2 separate regions of the Homo sapiens genome follow, and region 1 is linked to region 2. A link is a loop called in an ENCODE intact Hi-C map of the cell type or tissue named here. Cell type or tissue: mammary epithelial cell. All regions are shown on one strand. Each heading gives the region's core, and the rest is flanking DNA. Links, peaks and the distances in the headings are about the cores only.

Region 1 (8,065 bases), core at 2,089-7,088, 350 kb after region 2:
TAACTACTCTCTTCAGGTTTTTTTTTTTTTGAGACGGAGTCTTGCTCTGTTGCCCAGGCTGGGGTGCAGTTGTGCGATCTCGGCTCACTGCAACCTCTGCTTCCTGGGTTTAAGCAATTCTCCTGCCTCAGCCTCCCGAGTAGCTGTGATTACAGGCGTGTGTCACCACGCCCAGCTAATTTTTGTATTTTTTTTAGAAGAGACAAGGTTTCACCACGTTGGCCAGGATGGTCTCAATCTCTTGACCTCGTGATCCACCCGCCTCGGCCTCCCAAAGTACTGGGATTACAGGCATGAGCCACTGCGCCCAGGTATTTCTAAGTAGGTTATTACCAAGCCCTTAATTTATTTGTATGTCTATGCCTTATGGATTAGGAACATTGTAGTAAATTTGGTTCTAAGACAAGTTTTTGAAGAGCCAAAAATTTGTTTTAACTGTTTTAATGTTGAAAAGAAAAAAAAAATCCTCCAACTTCTAGCCAACTTCTGCTGTCCAAAACAAAAGTAAAGAAAAAAGGAGCAGCCTCTACATTGTAACACTTCACTTGTGGCTCAAATAAAATAAGCATTTACCTTTACCTACCTCTGTGACCAACTCCTCCAATGCACCAGAGGAATTTCTCTCATGCCTGACGATCTCCTGGCTTTGTCATCACAGTTCTCAGATTTTCATTTTCCTCCTTAAGCTTTTGTCTGTATATCAACAATGCCTAATACAATAGATAATTATATTTACCTACTGTGAAGTCCCTGCTAGAGTTTACTGAATATATTCCAACCTAAATATTTCTTCAGTTTTTTTTTTTTTTTTCAAGACAGAGTCTCACTCTGTCACACAGGCTGGGGTGCAATGATGCAAACATGGCTCACTGCAGCCTCAACCTCCTGGGTTCAAGCGATCCTCCCACCAGAGCCTCCTGAGTAGCTGGGACCACAGGCTCATGCCCACCACACCTGGCTAATTTTTAATTTTTCGTAGAGACAAAATCTCACCATGTTGCCAGGCTGGTCTTGAATTCCTGGGCTCAAGCGATCCTTCTGCCTTGGCCTCCGAAAATGCTGGGATTATAGGTATGAGCCACCATACCTGGCCCTAAATATTTCTTAACTTTCAGTTTTCAGGTATTACAAAATGACTTATCAGCCTTCTTCAATTCTGTCATTATAATTTTGTGTGTTGAAGTCTCATATTAAAAGAGGACAATCTGGTACTTTTTCGATCCCTGTGGATTCTCAGTAGATTTTTCTCTTGGCTCATAATCCCACTAACCTTCATTCATTGTCTTAGAATACACATCATCAAAACCCATAGATGTGAATATATTAAGCCAATTAAGTGATCTTTTATAAGGGCTTTTCCAGTTATATTGCCTTTTCTCCCTTTCTTCTCTCTTTTCTTTCTTTCCAAACACTTCCTAAGTTTCTAAGAGATACCTGGTACTAAGACTATAGATAGGACCAGGAGCTCACAGTGTTTATTTCTTTCTCTGAATAATATTTTATAGTCACACTATACTTTTTGTCATGGTGGTTAATTTTGAGTTATAAAACATATGTAATATGCAATATTTAAATAAGCATTTTTTCTGTAACATCTCTTATGTGTCTTTCCCACCTATCTTAAGAATAGGCAGCATTTATTTTAATGTTCTCTTATTCCTTATTATAAAATGAAAAGCCAGAGTTTTCCAAACCTCCTCCTTGCACACCTAGAAAATTTCATGTGCACGCAAATACATTTTCTACACAAATACTCTTACACTATTCAGACTTTGTATGCCTGCCTTTTTAAAAAAGCTTAATTAATGTACTTCAGAGCTCTTTCAGTATCAACACATAGAGATCCACATAGCTGTACTGTATTTCATTGCATAGATGTAAAATTTTATTTAGCTAGTAGACAGTTTAGTTGTTTCTAACCTTTTATTTAACCTGTGGATATTTAAAAGTGTGTGTGTCTACATAAAAATCTTCAAACAATGCTGCAAATGCATCTTTTACTTATATTTCTATATAAGACTATTTTTGTAGAATAAGTTCCTAGCAGTGAGCTTAATCAAAGAACATATGGATTTAAAATGTTGGCCAGGCATGGTGGCTCACACCTGTAACTCCAGCACTTTGGGAGGCTGAGGCGGGTGGATCACTTGACCCCAGGAGTTTGAGACTAGCCTGGGCAACATGACGAAACCCCGTCTCTACAAAAAATACAAAAATTAGCTGGGTGGCTGGGTGCGGTGGCTCATGCCTATAATCCCAGCACTTTGGGAGGCCAAGATGGGCAGATCACGAGGTCAGGAATTCAAGACCAGCCTGACCAACACGGTGAAACCCTGTCTCTACTAAAAATATAAAAATTAGCCCAGTGTGGCGGCACACGCCTGTAATCCCAGCTACTCAGGAGGCTGAGGCAGGAGAACTGCTTGAACCCTGGAGGTGGAGGTTGTAGTGAGCCGAGATTGTGCCACTGCACTCCAGCCTGGGCGACAGAGTGAGACTCTGTCTCAAAAAAAAAAAAAAAAATTAGCTGGGTGTGGTGGCACACGCCTGTAGTCCCAGCCTACTCTGGAAGCTGAGGTAGGGGGGATCAGTTGAGTCCGGGAGGCAGAGGTTGCAGTGAGCCAAGATTGTGCCACTGCACTGTAGCCTGTGCAGCAGAGTGAGACCCTGTCTCAAAAAAAAAAAAAAAAAATTTATAACTGCTGCCAAATTGTCCCACAAACAGATTGTAACAGCTTGTTTCTACAAACATCATTTGAAAATACCTCTTTCCCCATAATCTTCATCAATAAATACTATGCTTTATTAAAGCTTTTTATGGCAATATCATGGTTGAAAATGTATGTCTTGTTTATTGTTTTAATTTACATTTATTTCGTTATGAATTTGGGCAGTTTTCATGTTTATCAACAACTTATAAATCTTTTTCTATGAATTGCCTATTCCCACCCTTTATTCCTTTTTCTGTTGTGCTTTTTCTTCTTGATTTGTAACAGTTCTTTGAATATTAAGAAACTTAGCCTTGTGTCTGCAATGTGTTTACAAATATTTTCCCAGTTTATTGTTCACTTTTTGAGTTTAATACTGATTTTTAAATTAGATACAAGTTTATATAATCAAATTTCACTTATGACTTCTAGGCCTTATTTTTTCCCTTTCTTTGTATTTCTATTTTGCTTTAACTTTTCAAACTTAATCTAGAAATGTTTTATTTTAAAAGCTGCTTTGTGTGTGTGTGTGTGTGTGTGTGTGTGTGTGTGTGTGTTGCCTGTGCTCTCAGAATTATACAAAAACACTCCCTTGGGAAAACAAGATAGCCCCTTGTCCCCAAAATACTTAAAATCGGATTGGGGAAAGTAAGAATAGTTCAAAGCAGTATGAGTACTGTGAGAATTTGGAGTAAAGATCCATATGGACTAGAAGTAGTTTAGAGGCACTTAGAGGCACCATAGAAGAGGTAGGCTGACTTGGTAATATCTCTCTCCTAGTTCTCATGTTTTCCTGTTATTCTAAATTTATAGTCTGGTTGGTGTTTAGATTCTTGTTTAGCCCTGTTGGTGTTTGCCTTTGATACTCTATTTGGAATATACAAACAACTATGTGGATATAGAAATAGAATCCACTCTGAACTAGACTCTTAAAACTGGTCTGAAATGCAATTAGTTTCTAGAATTAGGGATGAGAGGGGAGCCGAGGAGTGAAGTAGGGTATGGGAAGAAGATGTAGTAGAGGAGTTTCCTCTTTGAGCTTTTTACTCTCTTTTGGTAACTATCCCAACTTGATACAACCAAGTGGTTTGGAGAAAGGCTCAGCAGCTTTATTATTCCTTACTCCAAGTCCCCAGGTTTGTGGGTTTACATTGTTCTCATCCTCATGTACTTCCTACTGTTGGACAATACAAATGGAAACTCCTTCTCTCTTTTCAGGTGAAACCAGTGGGAACGAAAGTGATGCCGAGTATCTGCCAAAGAGTGAGTGAGTCAATGGGGCTGCTCCCGTTGTTGTGATGATCATGGGTTAGGTGGAGTGGCACCTACCTTTGTGACTAAGCATGTTTTTTCCCACATGAAGTTCCATTTTGTAGATGATTTCCTTATTTTCAGAGCCTGTTGAGGTTTGGAGAATTAAACAGTCAGAATTAAACACTGTCAGATGTTTGACAGCATTTAAAGTCTCCCATAGTGGAGTGAGGCAAAACAGTATGGTTCTTATGATGGAATATTCTTAGGGGAGCGGCAGAGAGCTGCATGTCCAGACATATATGCAGTAGTTTCCTGGCAGCCAAAACAGAGTGTGTGAATCATCCTCTGAGCAGTAAATATCTGATTTTTTTTTTTTTTTTTTGAGACGGAGTCTCCCTCTGTCACTCAGGCTGGAGTGCAGTGGCGCAAGCTCGGCTCACTGCAACCTCTGCCTCCCGGGTTCAGGCAATTCTCCTGCCTCAGCCTCCTGAGTAGCTGGGATTATAGGCATGTGCCACCACGCCAAGCTAATTTTTGTATTTTTAGTAGAGATGGGGTTTCACCATATTGGTCAAGCTGGTCTCGAACTCCTGACCTCGTTGATCTGCCTGCCTTGGCCTCCCAAAGTGCTGGGATTACAGGCGTGAGCCACCGCACCCAGCCAAATGTCTGATTTTTTATAGCCACTCAAGTGTAATTATTTAAGTAACTTTGATATCTCTGACATTGAAAAAGGAAATATCTATTTGTTATTTATAGGCATTTATATTCCAGATTATTGTGCTGTTTACTTTCTAGTAGAATATAGAATGCACCATGCATTTCTGACTCTCTTTGTCCAAGCACTTCATGGTGCCTTCATCCTTCATCTAACGATGATGCTTTCTAGTTATCACAGCAAGTTATCTACTTCCTATTTAAGTGACTGTCATACTAAGCCATGGAAAAAGTAGAAGACATGCATTATCAAAGCTGAGTACAGGGCAGTTCCAGTTCCTAATCTGACACCCTAATTTTATGATTAATAGTCTTGTGCTCCCTCCACTGGCCTGAATTGCTTTAGGTGTTTGATTCTGTAGCCTGACTGAAGGTGAAATTTAATAATCATCAGGTTCAGCCTAGATGTGTGAAGATGACTAATTTAGGGCTGTTACTACTGAGAAACAGGACCTAAAATTTTCTTGACTTGAACTCAGCCCTTTGAGGTAAGTAAAGCTTTGACTAGAGCACTGAATGTACTGGATAATTCCGGGGAGCCATTCCAGGATGCATTTTTTAAAAATGCTCTTAATATTTTGATCTATAGTATAACTTCTTTTGGGACAGAATGCATTGTATCAAAAAGAAAGGAAAGACAATTAGAGGTTGAGTCTATCAGTGGCTCGGAATTATACATAAGCAAATCACTGGGACGTGTAGACTATTTTTTCTGCAAGTCCACAGTTTCCTTCAGTGGGGACCACCCCAGATTGCTCAAAATTTAGAGATAAATGAGAATAGAGGATAGATGCTATCCAGTTTTAATTGGTATTGCTATGACTGTTTAAATAGTATGCTTCCATAATTTTATTCTTTTAAGAAAGTCAGCTAATGGATGTCTTCTTCCACTTAATTTTTTTCTCTTGTGTGTAGCACCATTTACTGATACAAGTATATATTCATTGTTAGTAATATGTGGCAAGGAGAGAAGGGAACTGGACAGTTTCTTCAATGTGAGGAAAATTTTTATTTTAATTTATCAAACTCCCCCTTTCTGTACTTAGGACTGAATTATTTTATCAGATCTCTGCCCCCTGCCCCGTGCCACCTGGCACCCTGTGATTTCATGGCATTCCCAGCAGTAGCATCTGTTGTCAGTCTAGCGCTTTTTCGTGACATTTTCCATGTGTCCTGGTTTGATGCCATGAAAGATGGGATAGCATAGATTATTTGTTGGGACATACATAAGTATTGGTTGGGACATGGAATGTCAGTCCCACTGCTGGCCAGAAGTGGAGTGAGGCCCCTGCACACTTGTGAGGGTCTGCACTTCTTCCCCCTAGTATGTCACAGCCTTAACAGGTATGTCTATGTGGCAGATGCTGGTTATTCAACATTCATTCAGCAGTGACTGTGTGAAGATTAATCCTATGTGGGTCATGACCTCTGGATGCTGAAAGGAAGGTAGGGCTACAGAGAAAAAAACATTTCTCCATGATTTCATTACAGATCGCCATAAACGCTTAGCACAACTGCAACCGTCTTCCAAGAGGAATCCTCACTACCAGACCTTGGAGCGGGATCTTATTGAATTACAGGAGCAGCAGCTGTTTGAACTTTTTGTGGTGGTGTCTCTACAGAAGAAACCATCAGGAATAAGCTATATTCCCCAGGTCATACAACAATTCCCTGGCAAGGTAGGCACAAGGAGGCCAAGAGGCATTCAGGAATGTTCCTGTGTCTCTGTGTACATGTATTTCCTGTCCTCTTGGTTTTTGTTATCTCAACAAGTTTTTACCAATACTGTTCTTGTGGTAGGATCTGGTGGCTTTGAAAACATCTTATGTTAGGTATGAGCTGCAACCCAGCAAAACAAAGCAAAACAAAACAAGCTCATTTTCCTAGTTAGTTTTTTAAATTTTTGGCTCTGCCATTTAATAATCTTTAACAAGTTACAAAACCTTAGTTTTCTCATCCTTAAGGAGGGGAATAATAAATGTGACAGAATAGGGTAGTGGTTTAGAGCATGGACTCTGTGTGAAAGCTCTGCATTTCCCACTTACTAGTTCCGTGACTTTAAGCAGTTACTTTTCTTTTTCTTTCTTTTTTTTTTTTAGATGGAGTCTTGCTCTGTTGCCCAGGCTGGAGTGCAGTGGTGCAGTTTTGGCTCACTGCAACCCCTGCAACCTCCACCTCCCAGGTTCAAGCCTCTTGAGTAGCTGGGACTACAGGCGTGTGCCACCACACCCCGCTAATTTTTATGTTTTTAGTAGAGACAGGGTTTCACCATGTTGGCCAGGGTGATCTAGAACTCCTGACCTCAAGTGATCTGCCCACATCAGCCTCCCAAAGTGCTGGGATTACAGGCGTGAGCCACCACGTTGTGTCTTAGTTGTTTAATTTGTAAAATGGGGGTAATCACAATAGTATCTACCCCTCTGAGTCATAGTGAGGATTAAATAAGCTAATTTATATAAGGCACTTAGAACAGTGTCTGGCATATAGTAAGCTGAATATGATGTTATCCATTATCAGTAAGGATTTAGTGAGGTAATGTATATAGTGCTAATGCCATCCCTGGCACATAGTATGTACTCAATAAATGGTAGGTATTAATTTTTGGTAGCCATTATTATTAACAATAATATTTGGTTTCTCTACCTTTTTTTAAAAAATTGTTCATTCTTTTAATCAAATATTTTAAAAATACCTAATATTTGCCAGGATTAGATGATGGGAGTACTACTGAAAAAGATCTTCTTAGTCTCTGTTTCACAGAGCTTATTGAGCCTGTGAACCAGTTAAGCCCACAGACATGGTTGGGTTTCTTTTGCTTTGCATAGTGTTTGTGTAAAAGAACAACAATAATTTTTGTTGCCAACATTTAACAATCAAATTTCACATACAAATCTGTATTTCTGCCTTTTCCTGAGAAACTGGAAAGACTGCCAACACAGCCTGCATTCCTAAGTGTCAGGAATGGGTTGAAGCTTAATAAGGAGCAGGACTTCAGAGCAGGTGACCAGTGTAGTTACATAAGGCCCTCACTCAGAAGGGCCCTGCGTGTAGGGTTTAATGATCTGCAGTCACCATCTTGAAATGCTAAATAATTTTATCTTTGAATTTGTGTTTTGTAAATGAAGTCTGGTAGGAAAACTGGGCATGTGCCAAGGTCTTAAAGCCTGAGTTCATGCATGGTGTCACCTTCTGCTGCTTCCCTAGGATGAGTTCTCTTGTTGTCCTGTTCTCCACTGCCTGATTCCCTGGGCCCTAGTAAGTGCCCTTTCCACCCCTACTCAGTGACTACTGCCACTTTCTCCCCCTGGCTGGGCACAGGCATTGGGAGGGTTAGGATCAGACCAGCATTGCCCTGCAACATCTCCAGGCAAGGCATGGGGCAGCTT
Region 2 (8,065 bases), core at 1,996-6,995:
AAGGCTACTATGAACACCTTAACATGCACAAACTAGAAAACCTAGAAGAGATGGATAAATTCCTGGAAATATACAACCCTCCTAGATTAAACCAGGAAGCAAGAGAAACTCTGAACAGACCAATAACAAGCAGCAAGACTGAAATGGTAATTTTTAAAAACTGCCAATAAAAGAAGTTCAGGACCAGATGGATTCACAGTTGAATTCTGTCAGACATTCAAAGAATTGGCACCAATCCTACTGAAACTATTCCAAAAGATAGAGTAAGAGAAAATCCCCCCTAAATCATTCTATGAAGCCAGTATCACCCTAATACCAAAACCAGGAGAGGACAAAACGAAAAAAGAAAATTACAGACAAATATCCCTGATGAACATAGATGCACAAATCCTCAACAAAATACTAGCTAACCGAGTCTAACAGCATATCAAAAAGATAATACATTTCTCAAAAGAAGATATACCAATGGCAAACAGGTATATGAAAACGTACTCAACATTACTGATCATCAGAGAAATGCAAATCAAAACTACAATGAGATATCATCTTACCCCAGTTAAAATGGCTTTTATCCAAAAGTCAGGCAATAACAAATGCTGACGAGGACGTGGAGAAAAGGGAACCCTCATACACTGCTGGTGGGAATGTAAATTAGTACAACCACTGTGGAGGTTCCTCAAAAAACTAAAAATAGGCTGGGCGTGGTGGCTCACGCCCGTAATCCCAGCACTTAGGGAGGCCAAGGCGAGTGGATCACCTGAGGTCAGGAGTTCGAGACAAGCCTGGCCAACATGGCAAAACCCCATCTCTACTAAAAATACAAAAATTAGCCAGGGGTGATGGTGCATGCCTGTGATCCCAGCTACTCGGGAGGCTGAGGCAGGAGAATCACTTGAACCCAGGAGGTGGAGGTTGCAGTGAGCCGAGATCACACCACTGCACTCCAGCATGGGCAACAGAGCAAGACTCCATCTCAAAAAAAAAAAAAAAAAAAAAACAAGCAAACTAAAAATAATCAGCTGCTATAGACTGTATGATCCAGCCATCCCACTGCTAGGTATATACCCAAAAGAAAAGAAATCCATTTACCTAAGAAATATCTGCACTCCCATGTTTACTGTAACACTGTTCACAATAGCCAAGATTTGGAAGCAACCCAAATGTCCATCACCTGATGACTGGGTAAAGAAAATGTGGTGCATACACACCCTGAACTACTATTCAGCCATAAAAAAGAATAAGATCCTGTGATTTGCAGCAGCATGGGTGGAACTGGAGGTCATTATGTTAAGTGAAATAAGCCAGGCACAGAAAGACAAACTTTCCATGTTCTCACTTGTCTGTGGGTACTAAAAATTATAGCCATTGAACTCATGGAGATAGAGAATAGAAGGATGATTATCAGAGGCTGGGAAGGGTAGTAGGGAGGAGGGGAGGGGGTGTGTGGGGAAAGGAGAATGGTTAATGGATATAAAAAATAGAAAGAATGAATAAGATATAGCATTTGATAGCACAATAGGGTGATTATGGCCAATAATTTAAGTGGACATTTTAAAATAACTAAAAGTATAATTGGATTGTTTGTAATACAAAGGATAAATGCTTGAGGTGATGGATACCTCATTCACTCTGATAAAATTATTACACAATGTATGCTTCTATCAAAATATCCCATACACCCCATAAATATACACACCTACAATGTACCCACAAAAATTAAAAATTAAAAGACAGAAAACTATAGCTCAATAGCTCTCATAAATGTAGATGCAAAAAATTCTCAACTCAAAATGCTAGCAAACCAAATCCAGCAAAATAAAATGGGGATTATATACCAAGACCAAGTAGAATTTCTGCCAAGAATGTAAAGTTGGTTTCACATCTGAAAATCAATTACTGTAATACATAATATTAATGGAATAAACGGAGAAACCCACATGATCACCTCAACAGACATGGAAAAAGCATTTCACAAATCTAACACCCTTTTATGGTAAAACAAAAGAGAACAAAACAACCTTTAAACTAATTAGGAATAGAAGAGAACTTTCTCAGTTTGATAAAGGGCATCTAGATACACTGAATTTCATCAAAATGAAAACTTTTGTGTTGCAAATGATACCAACAAGAAACTGAAAAAACAACCCACAGAATGAGAGAAAATATCTGCAAATAGTACATCATATAAAGAACATGTATCTGAAATAAAGAACTCTTTTTTTTTTTTTTTTGAGACGGAGTCTCACTCTGTTGCCCAGGCTGGAGTGCAGTGGCACAATCTCGGCTCACTGCAAGCTCCACCTCCCAGGTTCATGCCATTCTCCTGCCTCAGCCTCCCGAGTAGCTGGGACTACGGGCACCCACCACCATGCCCGGCTAATTTTTTTTTTTTTTTTTTTTTTTTAGTAGAGACAGGGTTTCACCGTGTTAGCCAGGATGGACTCAATCTCCTGACCTTGTGATCCGCCCGCCTCAGCCTCCCAAAGTGCTGGGATTACAGGCATGGGCCACCGCACCCGGCCTGAAATAAAGAACTTTTAAAACTGAATAATAAAAAGATAAATTACTAAATAATTTTTATTGATATATAATAGTTGTACATATTTTGGGAGTACATGTGATATTTTGATATCTGTATATGATACATAATAATCAAAATCAGAGTAATTAGGATATCTATCATCTCAAACATTTATCATTTCTTTGTGTTGGGAATATTCCAATTCTTCTCCTATAGCTATTTTGAAGTATTCAATATTTTGAAACCTACACTAGCCCTATTGTGCTACCAAACACTGGAACTTATATCTTTTATCTAATTGTATATTTGTACCCATTAATCAATCCCTCTTCATCCCTCCCTCCCCACTACCCTTCCCAGCCTCCAGTAACCACCGCTGTATTTACTACCTCCATGAGATAATTTTTTAAGCTCCCACATATGAGTGAGAATATTTAACAGCTGTTTTTCTGTGCCTAGCTTATTTCACATAACACAATATCCTCCAGCTCCATCCATGTAGTTGCAAATGACAAAGTTTCCTTCTTTTTTATGGCTGATTAATATTCCATTGCATATGGAATGTATACCACATTTTCTTTATCCAATCACTTGTTAATGAACACTTAGTTGATTCCATATTTTGGCAATTGTGAATAGTGCTACAGTAAACATGGGAATTTAGATCTCTCTTCAATATGCTGATTTCCTTTCTTTTGGATATATACTCAGTAATGGGATTGCTGGGTCATAAGGTAGCTCTATTTTTAGTTTTTTGAGGAACCTCTAGACTGTTTTCCATAATGGCTGTACCAATTTACACTCCCAGCAACAGTAAACAAGGGTTCCCTTTGTTCCACATCCTCATCAACACTTGCTATCTTTTGACTTTTAGCAACAGCCATCCTAATAGGTGTGAGGTTATATCTCATTGTGGTGGTGTTGATTTGTGTTTCCCTGATGATTAGTGATGTTGAGCATGTTTTCATATACCTGTTTCCATCTGTATGTCTTCTTTTGAGAAATGTTTTGTCCAATTTTTAATCAGATAATTTGGGGTTTTTTGCTATTGAATTGTTTGAGTTTCTTATATATTCTGGTTATTCATCTCTTGTTGGATGGATAGTTTCCAAACATGTTCTCCCATTCCAAGGGTTGATTTTTCTCACTTTGCTGTTTCCTTTGCTGTGCAGAGACTTTGTAGCTTGATATAATCCTGTTTTATCCATTTTTGCTTTCATTGCCTATGCTTTTTGAGGTCTCACTCAAATAATCTTTGACCGGACCAATGCCCTGTAGCATTTACCCAGTGTTTTCTTTCAGTAATTTCATAGTTTCAGGTCTTACATCTAAGTAAACTTAATGTTTACTTAAGGAGTTCAAGACCAGTTTAGGCAACATAGCAAGACCCCTGCAAAAAATTTAAAAATTAGCTGGGTGGGGTGGTGGTCACTTGTAGTCCCAGCTACTTAGTAGGCTGAGACCACAGGATCTCTTGAACCCAGGAGTTGGAGATTCCAGTGAGCTATGATTGTACCATTGCACTTCATCCTGGGCAAGAGAGAGAAACCCTGTTTCTACAAAAACAAACAAACAACAACAACAACAACAAAACCTGGCCATTTCTAATTCTTTGAGAGATCACACATTTCCATCAATTTAGGGTCAGTCTCTGGCACCTTATTTTGTCTGTTTGGTGAGGTTATATTTCCCTTAATGTTCTTGATGCTTGTGGATGTGTGACAATGTCTGCACACTGAGAGATTAAGTATTTAATTGTAGGCACAGTCTGCCTTTGTTTGTGGTTCTCAGTGATTCTAGTGATTCTAAGAAGTCTGGTTGTTGTGTTTCCTGAGCCTGTGACCACTGCAGCCATCTCAGCACTAGAGGATGCTCTAAGTCCACACTTGCCATGAGTCTTGCAAGGACTCCAAGGTTGACATGCCATTCCAGCCCAGATAAGCCTGGGAAAGATCCAAGGAGGGTACTAGAGCTGTATGGGAATGCTGACCAGGGACCTGAGTTCAGAAGATTGTCCGAGTGGCTGAGATGGACATGCCTCCCAGCAGGTCTCTGCATGGGCAAGATAGGATGTCAAGTGCAGCTTGAGGGGCTGGAGTTGACCATAGTTCCCCTCAGGATCTGCTGTGGGTTGGAGGCTGAAGAGCCTAATCTTGGTGGCTGAGAGAACACATGTCTCCTAGGAGAACCCTGCACAGACAATAGTTTCCTAAGTGTAGCAGGATGGACTGGAGCTGAGAATTAGCTCCCTCAGGATTATTGTGAGATAGAGGTTGGAATGCCTATCCCATTGGATTAGAGGAGTGTACATCTCTCAGCAGGGCCCTGCACAGACAGGATAGTTCCCTGATTGCAGCAGGAAGGACTAGACCTGTGACTGTCCCCCCACCACCCATCCAAGATCTGCTGGGGGACACAGGCTGGAGAGCCCATCTTGTTAGCCCAAACAGGTACACATCTCCCAGACAAGATAGATCTCAGAGACAGCACAAGGAAAGAGGTTGGTGATCCTATTCAGGATGGCTTAGACTCCTCAGCTGCGAGGTATGGGTGAGTCTCCCTCTGGGTCCTTGTGTTAGCAGCTCTCAGCTGGGACCTCAGATAAAGTGGGCTAGGGAAGTGCCACAAAACAACTATTATGTTCACTGCCAAAACCAATATCAGCAAGCAGACAAGCCTTTCTATCAAGGCACTAATAGTGTGATTCCCCCGGACTCTTTGGCAGATGGTTTTGATTGCAAGCTCAGGGACAAAGAGGGCTATAGCCAAGCCACTTAGAGGACTGGGCCATTCCTGGGCTTGAACCTGGGAGCAAACTCAGTAGGTCAGCCACCTGTAACCTACTGTCAGTCTGCACTCTCAAAATGACCCTCCAAGTGCTGTCAGTCTGCACTCTCAAAATGACCCTCCAAGGTCTTTGGTTCCATGAGGGTTTCAGAGACTCCCTCTTGAGTCCTGAGGCTCCCAAAGTGAGATTTTGACTGGATAGGTGCAGAATTCTTGTTGTTTTGAGGAGATAAGAGTGGGTTAATGGTGACCCTGAAACAGCCTAATTAACCATTACAGAAATTGAATTTATTGTTTAAAAGTCCTTTTCAGAAATCTACAAGCCTGGATAGTTTCACTGGAGAAGGCTACCAGTCTACCAAACAGAAAGAAAAATTAACACCAATTTTATACAATCTCTTCCCGAAAACAGAAGCAAGGAAAACACTTCCAGACTCATGATATCATAACCAGACAAGATAGTATAGAGAAGAAAACTACAGACCAATATTTCTCATGAACTTATATTTTAAATCCTCAACAAAAAATTAGCAGATTAAATCTAGCAAGTGCCCTCTCTCTCTCTCTCCCTGTTTCTCACTCTCCATATGTATATGTCATACACCAAATGGGATTTATTCTAGGGAATAGCATTCAAAAAATCAACCAAGGTAATCCACCATATCAACAAGATAAAAAGAAAAATAATATGATAATATCAATCAATGCAGAAAAAGCATCTGATAAAATCCAGTACCAATTCACGATTTTTAAAAACTCTAATTAAATTACTACAGGGAGATTACATCAACTTGATTTTTTAAATCTAGAAAAAATCTATAGCTAACATCATACTTATTGGTTAAAAAATTGAATGCTTTTCTCCCTACATTTATCAATACTGCAAGCATGTATGCTCTCGCCACTTATCAGTCTACCACATGGTACTGGAAGTTCTAGTCATTCACTGTAATAAGTCAAGAAAAAGAAATAAAGGCCAGGCGCGGTGGCTCATGCCTGTAATGCCAGCACTTTGGGAGGCCGAGGCAGGCGGATCGCGAGGTCAAGAGATTGAGGCCATCCTGGACAACATGGTGAAACTCCGTCTCTAGTACAAAGACAAAAATTAGCTGGGCATGGCGGCGTGTGCCTGTAGTCCCAGCTGCTCGGGAAGCTGAGGCAGGAGAATCTCTTGAACCCAGATGGTGGAGGTTGCAGTGAGCCGAGATCACGCCACTGCACTCCAGCCTGGTGACAGAGCAAGACTCCGTCTCAAAAATAAATAAATAAAAAATAAATAAATAAATAAATAAATAAATAAATAAAAAGCATACTGACTGGAAAGGATAAAATAAAATATAATTAATTATTATTGTATTTATTAATATTAGTGCTTCATCCTTTCCAATCATCCTGAAGATGACAAATGTCTGCACAGAAAATCACAAAGAATAAAAATAAGCATTGTAGAGCTAATAAATAAGTTTAGCATGGGCACAGGATACAAAATAAACACAAAAATCAATCATGTTTCTGTACACTAATGATAAGCATATAGGAAACAAAATTAAAAACACAATCTATTGCACTGCATGATGACCACCACTAATAATAAGATATTGCATATTTTAAAATTGCTAAAAGATTTTTAATGTTCTCACGTCAAAAAAATGATAAGTTGGCAAGGTCATAGACATGTTAATTAGTTTGATTGAATCTTCTATAACGTACACGTACGTATATCAACATGTCAGATTGCACCTCATAAATGTACACAATTACTATTTGTCAATTAAAAATTAATAAAAATAAGAACAAATGTCTATTTTTTTCAATTGCATGAAAGGAAATGAAATAGATATACATTTAACAAAACAGGTTTAGAGGCTATATAATGAAAATTATGAAATTCTTATGAAAGAAATCAAATATCTAATAAATGGAGAAAAATACCATGCTATAGATTTGAAAACTCAACAAAGTAAAGATGTCAATTTTCCTCAAACTGTGATCTATAGGTTTAATAAATTTTCTATCAAAATCCCAGCAAGGTTTTTGTAAAAATAAATTTATTCTAAAATATATGGAAAGTAACAGGTACTAAAACATCTAAAACAATCTTGACAGAGAAAAATAAAGTAGGAGAATCATTTTACTTGATATTAAGGCTTAGTATAAAGTAAGCATGGCAGTGATATTGGTGAAGAGACACATAGATCAATGGAACAGAATAAAGACCATAGAAATAGATCCATAAGAACATGCCTAACTAGTTTTTGACAAAAGTTTGAAAGTAATTCAATGGAGATAAAGCAGTCTTTTCAACAGCTGGTGACAGAGCAATCTGAGATCCATAGGCAAAAAACTGAACTTCACGCTTTATATAACAATTAACTCAAAATGGATCACAGATGTAAGTATAAAAAATAAAATTCTAAAGCTTTTACAAAAAGACACAGGCCAAAGTCTTTGGGATCTAGGGCTAGGGAAAGAGTTCTTAGACTTGGGATCAAAAGCACAATCCATAAAAGGAAAAACTGAGAAATTAAAATTTATCAAGATTAAAAACTTGTTCTGCAAAAAAACTGTTAGAATAAAAAGACAAGCTATAGACTGGGAGCATACACTGGCAAACCACATATCTGATGCTATGGTTTGAATGTTTGTACCCTCCAAAACTCATGTTGAAATTTGGTTGTCATTGTGGCATTGTTAGGAAGTAGGACATTTGGAAGGTGATAGGGCCATGAGGGCTCTGCCCTTATGGGTGGCAGGAAT

Evidence for each region. Hi-C counts contacts between places; a loop is a spot of excess contacts. Peaks named below come from ENCODE experiments on the same cell type or tissue, not always from the same donor. Only the 100,000 strongest peaks of a DNase experiment are listed, where the experiment ranks them.
Region 1: a loop joins it to region 2, with 13 times the contacts of the local background. A loop is called at or near these places in 1 of 110 quality-filtered maps.

The regions. Positions count from the first base shown.
Region 1 is chr1:114,606,979-114,615,043 of GRCh38, reverse strand. It overlaps DENND2C (DENN domain containing 2C), which reads left to right. Exons shown (of 21, transcript NM_001256404.2): 9 at 3,927-3,971; 10 at 6,171-6,358. Among named protein-coding and RNA genes, the nearest start is that of BCAS2, 29 kb to the right of the region's middle. In mammary epithelial cell, for the core only: a CTCF peak has its summit at 5,003 (motif pointing left); DNase peaks (open chromatin) are centred at 3,963 and 5,003; H3K4me3 peaks cover 299 bases; H3K27ac peaks cover 3,903 bases.
Region 2 is chr1:114,953,096-114,961,160 of GRCh38, reverse strand. The region is part of intron 27 of SYCP1 (synaptonemal complex protein 1); the gene reads right to left. Among named protein-coding and RNA genes, the nearest start is that of TSHB, 73 kb to the left of the region's middle. In mammary epithelial cell, for the core only: a CTCF peak has its summit at 4,385; no DNase peak of the experiment used is centred there; H3K27me3 peaks cover 172 bases.